2 separate regions of the Homo sapiens genome follow, and region 2 is linked to region 1. Evidence: read pairs that join two places in POLR2A ChIA-PET (ENCODE). Cell type or tissue: OCI-LY7. All regions are shown on one strand. Links, peaks and the distances in the headings refer to the core of each region. The heading gives the core; the rest is flanking DNA.

The links. Peaks named below come from ENCODE experiments on the same cell type or tissue, not always from the same donor. Only the 100,000 strongest peaks of a DNase experiment are listed, where the experiment ranks them.
Region 2: POLR2A ChIA-PET joins it to region 1 with 5 read pairs; 5 of 35 experiments call an interaction of 5 or more read pairs at or near these places.

What each region holds. Positions count from the first base shown.
Region 1 is chrX:43,109,371-43,112,295 of GRCh38, reverse strand. No RefSeq gene overlaps it. Among named protein-coding and RNA genes, the nearest start is that of PINCR, 66 kb to the left of the region's middle. In OCI-LY7, for the core only: no CTCF peak of the experiment used is centred there; no DNase peak of the experiment used is centred there.
Region 2 is chrX:42,953,919-42,956,843 of GRCh38, reverse strand. No RefSeq gene overlaps it. Among named protein-coding and RNA genes, the nearest start is that of PPP1R2C, 180 kb to the right of the region's middle. In OCI-LY7, for the core only: no CTCF peak of the experiment used is centred there; a DNase peak (open chromatin) is centred at 1,393; H3K4me3 peaks cover 1,090 bases; H3K27ac peaks cover 2,463 bases.

The sequences.
Region 1 (2,925 bases), core at 235-2,734:
CCCTCAGAAAGGAGTGTAATCTTGGGCTTGGTTGGGCGGAGATTCCTAGAGTGGGGTCTAGCTGTGAGCTCTCAGTAGCCAGCACTCCCAGCAGGTAGAAGAATGAGTCCTATAATGGGAGATCCATAGCATCTACTACAAATAGCAAATTCACCTAAAGAAAAAATTTTTATCTTTCCAACTTTGTCCCCTCAAAATTACCTGGATACAGTTATTTGCTCTCTGGAATATAATGGTGCAGGAAAAATATGAGGCTGGTCATATTCTTATTCTTTTTTAGTTAACCTGTTTTGTCTACTTAGATGCAATTTTCCTTTTTCTCAAAATTTAAAACTTGCACTAGAATATGTCAGACATGAATTTCTATCCATTAATCATGTTTTATATTCAGCAATTGAAGACCATTTTCTTTTCTTGTACCACCAATTACTGTACCATTTCTTTTCTTTCTTCTTCAGGAATGTGAATTTTCTTTGAGAAAGCAAGTCTCTACACTCTTGTCTTCAAATCTATCTTCTTCTCTTTCTTTGATATTGTCTCTTGTCTATTTTTTTCTATCTTCAGTGAATGCTTCTTAATTTGTTCTCCTCATCACTGATTAATTTCCTGCAGTGTTAAATCTATTCTTTTTCGATTGGGTTCTGAATTTCAATTTTATTATTACATTTTTATATCTTTTGCTGTTTTTCTCTTTCTCAGCGACTTCCTTCCTCATCTGAGCCTGTATCTTATCAAATTCTTTGTCATATCAGCTAAGTTTCCTCTCATCTCAACCTCTTTCTTCTTACAATCTATATTTTCTTTATTTTCCTTAAGAACAACCAATGCTTTTTTCCTAGAGTTGTCTTTTGTAACATGTAGCACAGCTCTAAAAAAGTAGGATTATTTCCTCTACCTTCAAGTTAATGCTCACCTTCCCCTTATCTAATCACATCATTTTTTAAGGATCCATTTTATTTGGTTTATTTTCGCTTATTAGTAAATGAAAAGATATTAATCCAAGCCCAGTGTAGCTCCTCTTTCCCTTCCCACTGTCCAATTGAGTGCTAAGAGCACCCCATTCTGTGATATTTAGCTGAAATTACAGTGAATATACATAGCTTCTACTCAAGTATGTTAAGCCTGGAAATCATTAATTCATTGCACTTCTACTAACCAAGAAGTGTTTTTCTCCTGCTTCTTTGAATTTACGTTATGAAGCTTAACTTATTCCTGAATAAGTAGAGGCATTTTAGGATTTGTGTGTGTGTGTGTGTTTCTTTGTGTATTCATGTATGTATATGTATTTATTTATTTTACTAACAGTGCATAAAACCCTATAGTTTCTCGCATGCATAGCCCTGCTGCATCTCTGATAGCTTAAGATTTCTGTGATTTCTCTGATAGCTTAAGTTGCAGAAGGTAATTTACCACTGTTTTGATATTTGAGCACTGCTTATGTTGCATTTCTAGGAACTTAAAGTCTTCAATTTATTTTTTTAAGAGGCACTATACGGGGTGGAACAACAGCCCTAGCAAACTTGTATGCAAGTCCATAGTGGTGCTACCTTGTTTCTGGTGGGGTATGTCTTTGAGATATACTGGTGGATACCTAGTGGCAATTAGTGGATATTTTTCCAACTTTCTTCTTTTTATATTTTCAGTGTTTAGGTTCACAAGTTAGAGTGTGCCTTAGCCTCTAGTAACATGCTGCTCATTTGCCTATTTTCTTTAGTTCTAGTCTTCACCTTTGCCCTGTTCTGCTTCATATTGTAGGGAGTAGACCATTACAGGCCATTCTCCCCACATTTCCATGTTAGCTGGCTTCTACCTGGTTTCTGCCAAAGAGAGATACTCATAGCAGATAGGAATTTGAGGGAAATGAGAAGCCACGGTATTTCTTTCCCCCTTTCTGTTCCTCAGGCAGTGCTTTGGCAGCAGCTGTGGCTCCTTCATAGCTTCACTTCTTTCAGTATCCCATATTTTAGCAGACATTTCCATCCACTCCCACCTTGCAGATTCCTCCTTGATTCCAATGCTCACCCCTTCTTAGGAATGAAAGCAGCTTCTTCATACTGCCAACCTCTGAGTTGTCTCACTGTACTGTATTTTTCTTCTCTGTTCTTCCATCACCTATGCCACCAATTCCCTGTATTAAATTCCTCCTTTTGGAAAGCCTAGAGATGCTCCTGTTTTCTTGACTTAGACCCAACCTGTTTAATTTCTCAAACTGTTTTGTTTGATTATTTGTTCCTTCTAGAGTCCGGAAGTTATTAAGTTCCAGTGTTGTTGCAAATTTACATGCCTCTTCATGGTTTTTATGTATCAGTATTTAAATGGAGAAAGTACAGGAAGGCAAATGAGATTCCATTATCTAACAGCTGCCATAATACATGCGTCTCTGGCTACACAATTAACTATAATTGAATTATACCCTAACATCATTGTTCTTTGCCGGAATCCATCCCCAATTACAAGGAAAACTGTTGAGAAAGAAAAGTCTAAGAGTCATTATTTTAGTTAAAAGCTAGTTTCATAATATGTTTCTGTAAGACTGTGGACACTCTGCTATGAAAAATTCATATTAGAGCAAGAAATTTTTTTAGTAACACAATACCCATAGGAAGTGATAATGTAGTTAATCAGGGTTTGCCAGAAATTATTGCTATTTATGGCATAATCTGATTAATTTTGCATGTTAATTCTGAAGACATTTGGCATGGTGTCTGCAGAGTTCAGAAATTCCCAAGACCACCCTCACTTCTGGCACCAACTGCAAGTCTGGGGACCCCCAACACCACCCTCATGTCTAAAACCAATTGCAAGTTTGGGATACCCAGAAACACCCTCATGTTCAGCAACTTGTTGAAAGAACTCAAAGTACTCACTGAAAGCTATATACTCACAAATATAATTTATTAGAGTAAAGGAATACAGATTAAAATT
Region 2 (2,925 bases), core at 209-2,708, 160 kb after region 1:
TTATGTGTCAACTTGGCTGGGCCATGGTGCTCAGATACTTGGTCAAACATTATTCTAGATGTTTCTACAAAGGTGTTTTGTGGACAAGATTAACATCTAAATTGGTGGGCTGTGAGTAAAGCAAATTACCCTCCATAATGTTGGTGGGCCTTATCCAATCAATTGAAGGCCTTACTAGAAAAAAGACTGACTTCCTCTAAGCAAGAAAGAGTTCTGCCAGCAGAGAGCACTTTTGGAATCAAACTGCAACTCTTCTCTGTATGTCCAGTCTGTTGGTCTATTCTATCAGGCTTTATATTTACCATGTGCTATGGTCTGAATGTTTGTGAACCCCCTCCTCCCAATTCATATGTCAAAATCCTAACCTTCAAGATGATTATATTAGGAAGCAGGGCCTTTAGGAGGTGATCAGGTCATGAGAGTAGAGCCCAGATGATTTGAATTAGTGCCCTTATAAAGAGGCCTGAGAGCTCTCTTGCCCCTTCCATCATGTGAGGACACAGTGAGAAGGCACCACCTGTGAGCAAGGAAAAGGATCTGCTCTAGGCACTGAATCTGCTGGTACCTTGATTGTGTACTTTCCAGACTAAAGAACTGTGAGTAATAAATTTATGTTGTTTAAAAGCTACACGGTTTATGGGATTTTTGTTTAGCAAAGTGAACTAAGACACCAAGCTACAACAATCATGAGAGCCAAATCCTTAAAAATCTCCCTCCCTCTCCCAAGACACATACACACACACATGCACACACACACACACACACTCTGTTCTGTTTCTCAGGAGAACCCTGACTCTAATACAGCTAGTAAGAGGACAACTTAATAGAAAAGGAGCTGTTTCTTCTTTGAATTATTTCATTTTAATTTTTATGATTATGTTGTAAGAGCCCAATATACTGCTTCTGTCAGATTCACATATATAGAAATCCAGTATAATGACATTTTCACTTTCTTTTGCTTGCACCAAGAGAAAGCTGAGAGTGAATTCTCCATGTAGCTGACTTTTCTGAGGAATTTTGGTGTGATTTCTAGTGTGCTTTGACTTTCATCACATCTACTTTGTCCCGAAGGCCCTTTTTTTTTTTTTTTTTTACCAGCCCTTCCTTCTCAGAGGTGGAGATTTCCTAGTTCTGCTTACTTCCTTTTCTTGCAACTAATCTTATTGAAATATGAGATAGTTTTCACTTCCCTCAATCTAAGCCAATTTGCACGCTGCCTTTTTGGCCTGTTACTAATAATATCTATCCATATCTCCTAATCACTGTACAGATTATATCCTATTTTTACATACCCTTGGTCATACCAGTAGAATTTGTTGTGGAGAAAGACTGTCTTCATTTGAATTTCTTAAAAGCAGAACTGAGACAATGATTTAAGTACAGTTGTTTATTTGGAAAATGACCCAATAAAAATAGTAAGAAAGTGAGTAGTTGAAGGCACCGAATGGAGGAAGGCCAATAAAAGGTTACTGCATTAGGTTACTATTGCTGCATCACAAATTTGCACAAATTTAGCAGCTTACAAAAACAAAAATTTATTTTCTTATAGGTCTGTATGTCAGAAGTCTGAAACCAGGCTAACTGGACTAAAATCAAGATGTAGGTAAGGCTATGTTCCTTCCTGGAGGTTTTAGGGCAGAATCCATTTTCTTGCTTTTTCCAGCTTCTAGAGGCTCTTCTATTTCTTGACTGTAGCCCCCTTTCATCAAAGCCAGCAATGACTAGTCAATTCTTTCTCGCATGAAATCACTCTGACACTGTCTCCTACTTTCACTTTTCAGGACCTTGAGATAACATTGGGCCCACCCAGATAATCCTAATCTCCCTATTTAAGGTCATCTGATTAGTAATCTTAATTCTATCTGTAACCTTAACTTCCCTTTGCCATGTAATATACCGTATCATAGATTCTAGGAATTAGAATAAGTATATTTTTTGGTCCTTTATTCTATCAACCGTAGATACATTAATGATTGAGTTACAACAGTGGAGAAATAATGCAATTGGTATAAAGAGTATACATGTGGCTCAACCTCACCAGAAATAAAATGATAAATTCTGTGAAATGTAGTTAAACCTAACCAAGCTGACACATTATAAAGCTACCACAGTCCATTCTTGGCAACTTTGACCTCAAATAAGCTTCCTTGAACCACACTTAATCTCCAAATAAAAACAATAACAAAAGACCTACTTCCATCAAAAATGATATAATAATCCTACATAACAAACTAATTATTTTCCCAGAAGAGGGTGTAGAGTCCCTTTTGTGCCTTTGGGTGATGTTCATTTTCTTCTTCCTGGTTCATACTCCCTGTTTTATATTTTGTAACTTAAATATAATATCAAGTTAATTATTAACAAGTCATGTTAGATGATAAGGGAATGACAGAGGTAAAATTAAATTAAAATATTAAATTATTAAATTTTATGTAAAATTAAATTATTAAATAAAAACACCAAAATAAGGAATAAATACTTATAACCATCACAGTCCTCATTTTCAAGTCACATATGAAAATGGCTGGAAAGCTGAGGCACATAAGATTTTAAGCAGCACATGTTTTGTTCTGAATGTACCAATCTCTTAGGGGAGTTTGTCTTAAATAAGAAGCTCCATTCATAGGAGTTTTTGTTGTTTCAACTGTGGTTGCCTGGTTTGTCCTGGGAAAGTCCAATCTCAGGAGAGCCTGGTGTCATGAATTAATGGGTCTGGAACTGGCAGGCCCCCACAAATTTGTGGGATACTGGTGGAACAGGACATACAAACACCATCCTTAAGTATCTATGGCAACAAGTCTTTCACTGGCTTAGCCTCTTCCTGGGAATAAGTTTTTTTGGAATTATTAAGAATATCTCTTCTATGCCCTCTCCAGGAACACCGCTTGCTTATGTGCTAAAAACTTATTCTAAACTTGGAAAATC